2 separate regions of the Homo sapiens genome follow, and region 2 is linked to region 1. A link is a loop called in an ENCODE intact Hi-C map of the cell type or tissue named here. Cell type or tissue: endothelial cell of umbilical vein. All regions are shown on one strand. Each heading gives the region's core, and the rest is flanking DNA. Links, peaks and the distances in the headings are about the cores only.

Region 1 (4,614 bases), core at 314-4,313:
TGGCTTAGTGTTGTGTTAAATGCTCCCTCCCCACCAAAATGTAACCAGATGATGGATTAATTGTTTTATGATTCAGTTAATATGGATAGTAGTTGAACTCAGCCCAAATCTCACATAAACAGAATAGAATCTCAGAGTCTTAGGTGAAAACAAGCTAAGTCACGATGGTATCAAATAACAATCACACTTTCATAGGCTACCCTCTTCTTCCCTGTTCTTCTGAGATTTGTTTTTTAATGAAAGAATAAAGCTTCTTTTATTGAGCATTAAAAAAAAACAACAAAATCTTAAACAAAAGAGATGAGAACCTCTTACAGGTCTGGGGCTGGTAAAAGTAATATACACCATCACCATCTCTATCCTTGGAAAACAATGCTCTTTGAAGTTAGCCAATGTAATATTATATATCTGAAGCCAAGCTGTAGGAACAGCTGCCAGTGGGTGAACAGTAAGGTCAAGTACACTGCAGGTATTTCACACTGCCTACCCAGTTAAGGGGAGGCTCCTTGATCTCTGCATTCACAGGGAATTGTTCAGAATGACCAGCGTTTCTCTAAACCTTAGGTTTATAGATAAGACTATAATGACAGATTGTGAATACCAAGTTTGCTGGCTAATTCTATATGCCAACTTGGCTTGACCGTGGTGCCCAGTTGTTGGTCAAACACTAGTCTAAATGTTGCTGTGAAAGTACTTTTTAAATATAATTAATGTTTACAATCAGTAGACTTTAAGTAAAACAGATTATTCTCCATAATGTGTGTAGGCCTCATCCAATCAATTGAAAGCTTTAAGAGCAAAGACTGAGGTTTCCCCAAGAGGACGGAATTCTGCCTTGAGACTGCAGCAGAGAAATCCCGCCTGAGCTTCCAGTCAGCCAGCCTGCCTTACAGATTTCAGACTAGCCAATGACCGCAATGGCATGAATCAACTCCTTCCAGATGAATCTCTTTTTGTCTTGATTGATTGATTGACCAATCAATTGATCCTACTGGTTCTGTTTCTCCAGAGAACCCTAACTAATACATCAAATTGATATAGACTTTTATTAGAAAAAAAAAACAAGCTAAGGGAAAAAAAGAGTGGGGGGAGTTTACTAAGCACAATATTGTAAAGGGATTGCCTGAGTGAAAATGAGCAGCATTCAAAGTTGCCTCCATTCTTTTACTTTGTGTGAAGCATAGAGACAACCTTGTAGGAGATGCATGGCATTCCATCCTTAGAAGTAAGCTACTAACATGTGGCCAGTGGCCAGGCCAAGAGGACAGAAGGGACTGAAAGATAGGTGCCTCAAAACTGTGCTAGCCAGGTCAATCTTCAGCAAGATCTAGTTAAGTTCAGATCATAAATTTGAATTGTACAGTAACATCCCAGCCTCACAGCTACCCCATTTCCACCCAGCCTGAGTAATCTAGGAAAAGTCCAGGTGAAAAGAGTTTAATCTTGCTCAGCAGAGCAAAGGAAAGAGAAAAAATAGCTGACTTCCGCTGTGTAGTAGGGATGGGCCTAAACACAGGAACAACAGATCAAACACGTAGAAAAGACTAGCGCTGCTAGGCAGAGACAGAGCGAGTCAGAGAGGGAGCAAAATAGTGAAGACGGCTTTGGGGATCAACACCCTTAAAAACCTGTTATAGTTTCAAGAATTTCATTGCTTGTCTTAAAATGTTTTATTTCACATAGGAAAAAAAGACTAAGATGTATTCAAATGGCAGACTTATAACAAACATTTGTATGGTGTTTATAGTTTATAAAGCACATTCATATAGGCTTTTATCCTCACAGCAATCTCTAAGGTTGGGAGGGCAAGTCCTAGTATTATTCCTCTTTCACAGGTGGGAAAGCTGAGGCCCAGTTTTAATGTAATTTGGCATGGAACGGAGTTGAAATGTGAACCCAGATTTCTGATTGTAAGTCCTAGGCTCTTTCCTCTCAGGTCAATATCACTATGATCTGTACAGGAGATCATGGATCCTGTAATCAGACCACGTGTTTCAGTGTACTGGTGATGTGTGACCTCCGGCAGCCTCTGTAAGCTGGCTGTGACTTTATTCCTTCCCTCAGCAAAAAATGAAGATAATAACAATATTTGCTTTATAAATCATAGAAAACATGTAAAGTGCTTAGCCAAGTGCCTGACACATAACAAATACTCAATAAGAGTTGGCGCCACTCTTATCTCAATGATTAAATTAGATCATTGTGTCATCAGTTTGTTCATTTCCTGTTCAGTACATTTTAGAAAAATATGGAAAACACAGAATCAAATGTAGTAGCATCTAACAGGCATAGCACATTTTGTTTTTGTTTTAAATCAGGGGTTGAAAAACCACAGCCCAGATGACCCCTCATTTTTAAATAAAGTTTTATCAGAACACAGCCATGCACATTCATTTACATATCATCTATGGCTGCTTTTGTGAGACCAAATACTCACAAAGGCTAAAATACTAACTACCTGGCCTTTACAGAAAAAGTTTACTAACCTCTGCTTTAAATCAATGACGAAAACTGAAAAACAACCCTTTTAGGTACCTGACATGAAGTAACAAGAATAACAGGAGCACGAAGGGCCTCTGAGTCTGAATTATGAAAGCTGGGGAGCTATGTTTTGCCAATCCTGCATCTATTCAGGAAGCATTTACTGAGTGTTCAACAGGACGCAAAACTTCACTTTCTATCAAGGTGGCATTCATACTTATTGGCCCTCCTGTGAAATTGTGTTCTGCTTCTGGAAGCATTTGGAAAGTCATGGTAACTTCTACAATGACTTTCTCAGTGCCTGCTAGAACACATCAGGACAGAAAAGGGGTAGACAGAGGGCCTGCGGAGGCTGGTACTGGGAGCATAGTAGACTCTCAGGAAAAAACATCACTTAATAGCAGTGACAGCTTTGTGTTTCCAAAACACTCAGCCTGAGGAATTACATGGCGGATTCCCTGGTATCTCCCAGAGTAAAATTGGTCACCTCTGCAGACTCTGCAGTAAAGTTAGCCAAGTTATCAAAATAGGAGTAGACTGAACATCCAGTTGTATTCTTTAGCTTGTGTGCAATTCAGGAACAAATAAAGCAGCACACTCTTGAATGCAGACAGAATATAATGGCTCTACTATCTTCTACTACCTAGGTATTCTGGGCAAATTACTCAACCCCTCTAAGCCTACTTCCTCTTCAGCAAAAGGAAAATATATACCCACTACACAGAGCTATTGTAAGGATTAAATGAGATAATCTTTTGGTTGCTGTGATGATTAATATGTAATGTCAACTTGATTGGATTGAAGGATGCAAAGTATTGCTCCTGGGTGTATCTGTGAGGATGTTGCCAAAGGAGATTAACATTTGAGTCAGTGAGCTGGGAAAGGCAGACCCGCCCTCAATCTGGGTGGGCACCATCTAATCAGCTGCCAGCATGGCCAGAATAAAAGCAGGCAGAAGAACATGGAAAGACTAGACTGGTTTAGTCTTCTGGCCTACATCTTTCTCCCATGCTGGATGCTTCCTGCCCTCGAATTTCTGACGTGAAGTTCTTCAGCTTTGGGACTCTTATACCTTCAACCACAGACTGAAGGCTGCACTTTTGGCTTCCCTGCTTTTGAGGTTTTGGGACTTGGACTGGCTTCCTTGCTCTTCAGCTTGCAGACGGCCTATTGCGGAACCCAACCTTGTGATCGTGTGAGTCAATACTTCTTAATAAACTCCCCTTTATATATACATCTATCCTATTAGTTCTGTCCCTCTAGAGAACCCTAATACAGGTGCCATTAACATCTACTTTTCCATGAAGACCATTCCCCATATTTAAAAATTGTCATAATTGGATGCTAGGTTTTGTCAAATGCTTTTTCTGCATCTATTGAGATGCTCATGTGATTTTTGTTTTTAATTCTATTCATGTGGTGTATCACATTTATTGACTTGTGAATGTTAAACCATCCCTGCATCCCTGGTATGAAACCCACCTGATCATAGTTGATTATCTTTCTGATATGCTGTTGGATTCACTTAGCTAGTATTTTGTTAAGGATTTTTGCATCTATATTTATCAGGGATATTGGGCTGTAGTTTTCTTTTTTGTTATGTCCTTTCCTGGTTTTGGTATTAGGGTGATACTGGCTTCATAAAATGATTTAGGGAGGATTCCCTCTTTCTCTGTCTTGTGGAATAGTTTCAGTAGGATTGGTATCAATTTTTCTTTGAATGTCTGATACAATTTAGCTGTGAATCTGTGTGGTCCTGGACTTTTTTTGTTGGCAATTTTTTTTATTATCATTTCAATCTCGCTGCTTGCTATTGGTCTGTTTAGAGTTTCTAATTCTTTCTGGCTTAACCTAGGAGGGTTGTATATTTCCAGGAATTTATCCATCTCCTTTAAGTTTTCTAGTTTATGTGTGTAAAGATGTTCATAGTAGCTTCCAATATCTTTTGTATTTCTGTGGTATTGATTATAATAGCTCCTGTTTCGTTTCTAATTGAGCTTATTTGGATCCTCTCTCTTCCTGGTTAATCTCACTAGTGTTATATCCATTTTATTTATCTTTTCAAAAAAACAGCCTTTTGTTTCATTTATCTTTTTTATTGTTGTTGTTTGTTTCAATTTCATTTAGTTCTGC
Region 2 (4,614 bases), core at 199-4,198, 82 kb after region 1:
TCCCATATCCCTCAGGGATCTCAAACTCCTGGTTTGACAGATAAAGACTTCTATGTTGGTACTGCAGCCCAGCCTCAGCTCCAGCAGCCTCCTTAAGCACAGATCACATGGTCAAATGAGCACTAAAATCTGGCTGGTCCAAAATAAGATGTAAGTGTGAAACACTTGGAGGATTTGGAAGTCTTAGTGAAGGAAAAAAACATACATAATGTATCAATAATTTTTAAATGTTGATTCTGTATTGAAATACTATTTGGGGTATATTAGTTAAATAAAATATATCACAAAACTTAAAAAAGTAATAATGATTAGTCTTGTAAAGCAAGCGTTTAAAAATATAATCACCTAAAATATAAAAAATATAAATTTTATATATAAAATATAAAAAATATAATCACCTAAATATAATTCTGTATGTTCCTCACCAATTTTTATTTGCTGAATCAAGCATAAACTAAACCATGTATTATCTCCAGGCATGACCAGAACATTTCTTTTCTTTTTTTGAGATGGAGTCTAGCTCTGTTACCCAGGCTGGAGTGCAATGGTGCCATCTTAACTCACTGTAACCTCCACCTCCTGGGTTCAAGCAATTTCCCTGCCTCAGCCTCCTGAGTAGCTGGGATTACAGGCGCTCCCCGCCATGCCTGGCTAATTTTTTTTTGAGACAGAGTCTTGCTCTGTCGCCCAGTCTGGAGTGCAGTGGCACGATCTTGGCTCACTGCAAGCTCCGCCTCCCAGGTTCACGCCATTCTCCTGCCTCAGTATCCCGAGTAGCTGCGACTACAGGCGCCCGCCACCATGCCCGGCTAATTTTTTTATATTTTTAGTAGAGACGGGGTTTCACCATGTTAGCCAGGCTGCTCTGGAACTTCTGATCTCAAGTGATCCACCCAGCTCGGCCTCCCAAAGTGCTGGGATTACAGGCGTGAGCCATCATGCCCAGCCAATGAGAACATTTCTTTATAAACAACTCCCTCTGCTCTTCATCATAGGATGTCTCTTAAGGCTGACATATATTTCTGTAATTTCCAAAAAGACTGGCCTCAAGTGTGTTGGTTTATACCTACTGGATAAGTTTTCAAGCAGACATAACCAGACTAGCCTATGCGATATTTAATCAGGAACTTTCCAAAATTCATTATCTTTTTTGGCCTCTTCCTTTCTCTTTCCACAAGGCAGAAACTAGAAAGTCTCACCAGCTCTTGGGATTCCAGTCTTAGTCATGATTATTACATCTCTAACAGAAAAAAAAAAAAAAAAAAGCTTAGTTATCTTTTCAGAGTCCTGCCTCAACAAACTTGATTTTTGAATTTTTTCTTTTATGTTGCTGGTGATTTATAGCAATATATGGCCATCTTCTCATTTCACTATCATGAAAGCATCAAACTCATTTTTGTGACTCTCCATTCAGAAGAGATTCACTTTCCACAATGACTAGTGAAGACAATAACTCTGCCCATTCCTACCGGTTTTTACAGTTGCCCGCAGTTGTTCTAAATTGAGCTTGAAATGTAAATATGATAGCTGCGGCAGTTGCTCCCAACCCCCAATATACACTTGTATATACTACCTTTAGCTTTGGATTCTAACCATTCCATTGTTAATCTGAACTTAGATCATAAAACATAAAATTTAAGATTTGAAACATACTTCAGCTGGCATTTTTCAGAAGTAAAAACTGAGTGAAGAAAAAGTATGTGATCTGCCCAAGGTTCCTAGGTAGTAGGTAAAGAGTCAAGTTTAATTGCACGCTTGGCCCTTAGCTGGGACTCCTATTTGACAAAATGATGTTTTTATATACCAGAATGGGCATTTTAAAACAAAATCAGACTTTCAAAAATAGAATTATCTAAAAACAATTAAAACCTTGGCTGAAAGATAAAAATGCCCCTTTTAAATTATATTAAATATTAAATAATATTAGGTAATTAAATCTTAAGTAGGTCTTTTTAAAGTATCTGTGACACCGTCTATATAAATTTATTTTGGTACTTCTGCTGTGCAACTAAGCCAACATATGATTGATGTTTTTGTTGAAGAGGAGTAATATCCTGTGCCCACCGTAACATTTCCTAAGTCACAGTTTTGGTTTATGGGATATTAATATCTTACTCATGCATATGTCTATCTCTCATGACACTTTATGTTACTAACAGGTCAGCCAGGCAGACGCATAACAATGAAAGGAGCATTAAACCATGGGTCAGGAGACTTGGTTTCCTGTCTGAGCAGTTAACTTAGCTTAGTGATTTGGACAAGAACAATCCAACTGAAAAACAAAAAGGTGCACTAGATGATCTTTAAGTTCTTTTCAGCTCTAAAAACTACCCATTAGCCTGATCACAACCACTGAAACAAACAAAAAAAAGCATATGGAAATTCCTGGGGACTTACAGAATTTTAAAGTAGCAATTCATTCATATAATTACTGCCCCAAAGTTCTGCATTTTATAGGTTCTATCTACGGAAAAAGTCCTTACATCATATCAAGAATCATTTATTTTTGCAAAAGAAAATTGTACAAACAAGATAAACCCTTTCTGAAATTTTTGCCTGGCCTTGAGTCACTGCCAGCATTTCTTGTAACATTCAAGGTAAGGTGAGACGTGGTCATTCCTGAAAAGGTACATAAAGATACCTCAGTTTTCTTCTGATAGGAATCAAAATTATCTCTAAATAAGCAATCAAATAAATTGAGTATTAAAAAATTAATCAAAGTTATGTTATAAACAGTTGAACATAGCCTGGTATAACTATAAGATCTTTTATGTAAGCCTTATGGTAATCACAAAGCAAAATCCTGTAGCAAATATACAAAAGGCAAAAAGTAAGAATTCAAAGGATACCACTATAGAAAATCGCCTAATCACAAAGGAAGACAGCAAGATAGGAAGAAAGAGATACAGTGAGTAAATGGATTTAAAAAAACAAGACCCTGTTATATGATGTCTAGAAGAGATTCAATGCATGGTTAAGAAAACACAGAGAATGAAGGCGAAGGGACCAAAAAAGGCATTCTATGAAAATAGAAGCCAAAAGAAAGCAGAGACAGCTATATTTATATCAAATAAAATAGGCTTTAAGTCACAAACTATAAAATAAGACAAAGAAGGCCATTAAATAATGACAAGAGGGTCAATTCATTAAGAGGATATAACAGGTGAACATACATATGCACCCAACATTGGAGTACCTAAATGAATGAAACAAATATTAATTGATATGAAAGGGAAGATAGACTGTAATACAATAATATTGGGGAACTCAGTACCCCACTTTTAGCAATGGACAGATTATTCGGACAGAAAATCAATAATGAAAGTTCAAACTTAAACTATACTTTAGCACAGATGGACTTAACAGATACATACAGAATATTTCATCCAACAGCAACAGAACACACATTCTTCTCAAATACACATGGAACATTATCCACTGAATGTTAGATAAAACAGTATAGATCATGGCCTGGCACGGTGGCTCACTCCTGTAATCCCAGCACTTTGGGAGGCTAAGGTGGGCAGATCATTTGAAGTCAGGAGTTTGAGAGCAGCCTGACCCAAATGGTGAAACCCCATCTCTACTAAAAAATACAAAAAGTTAGCCAGGCATGGCGGTGTGCTCCTGTATTCCCAGCTGCTCGGGAGGCTGAGGTATGAGAATAGCTTGAACCCAGGAGGCGGAGGTTGCAGTCAACCAAGATTGAGCCAGTGCACTCCAGCCTGGGCAACACAGTGAGACTCTGTCTCAAAAAAAAAAAAAGAAAAAAAACAGTATAGTTCATATGTTAGGACACAAAATAAGTCTTAATAAATTTAAGAACATTGACACCATATCAAGTATTTTTTCCAACCATAAATAATATGAAACTATAAATCAACAAGAATAATTTTGGAAAATTCACAAATACTTGAAAATAAAACAACATACTCAGAACCAACCAGTGGGTCAAAGAAGAAATAAAAAGAAAAGTTGAAAAATATCTTGAAACAAATGAAAATGGACACACAACATACCAAAATTTGTGGGATGCAGCAAGAGTATTTTCAAGAGGGAAGTTTATAGCAATAAATGTCTTCATCAAAGAAGAAGATCTCAAACAATCTAATGTTATACCACAAATAACTAGAAAAATAAAAATAAACTAAGCCCCAAGTTAGTAGAAGGAAGAAAATAATAAAGATCGGAGGAAAAATAAATAAAATTGAGACTAAAAACACAAAACAAAAGATCAGTGAAACTACGAATTTGTTTTTAAAAAGATAAACAAAATTGATTAACCTTTAACTAGACTAAGAAAAAAAGTGAGAAGACACAAATAAACTGAATCAGAAATAAAAGAGGAGACATTACAACTGATAGCACAGAAATGCAAAAAATTATAAGAGTACTATGATGAATTACACACCAACAACTTGGATAACTTGGAATAAATGGATAAAGTCTTAGACACATAAACCTAGCAAGTCTGAATCATGAAGAAATAGAAAGTCTGACCAGACCAATAGCTAGAAAGAAGACTGAATCAGCAATAAAAAGTCCTCTATGGAAGAAAAGCCCAGGACCTAATGGGCTTTATTGCTGAACTCTACCAAATATTTAAAGAACTAA

The links. Peaks named below come from ENCODE experiments on the same cell type or tissue, not always from the same donor. Only the 100,000 strongest peaks of a DNase experiment are listed, where the experiment ranks them.
Region 2: it touches region 1 in a loop (10-fold over the local background); 1 of 110 quality-filtered maps calls a loop at or near these places.

What each region holds. Positions count from the first base shown.
Region 1 is chr6:151,971,811-151,976,424 of GRCh38, reverse strand. All of the region lies in intron 4 of ESR1 (estrogen receptor 1), which reads right to left. Among named protein-coding and RNA genes, the nearest start is that of ESR1, 170 kb to the right of the region's middle. In endothelial cell of umbilical vein, for the core only: no CTCF peak of the experiment used is centred there; a DNase peak (open chromatin) is centred at 2,104; H3K27ac peaks cover 666 bases.
Region 2 is chr6:151,889,241-151,893,854 of GRCh38, reverse strand. The region is part of intron 3 of ESR1 (estrogen receptor 1); the gene reads right to left. Among named protein-coding and RNA genes, the nearest start is that of ESR1, 84 kb to the right of the region's middle. In endothelial cell of umbilical vein, for the core only: no CTCF peak of the experiment used is centred there; a DNase peak (open chromatin) is centred at 2,174; H3K27ac peaks cover 2,338 bases.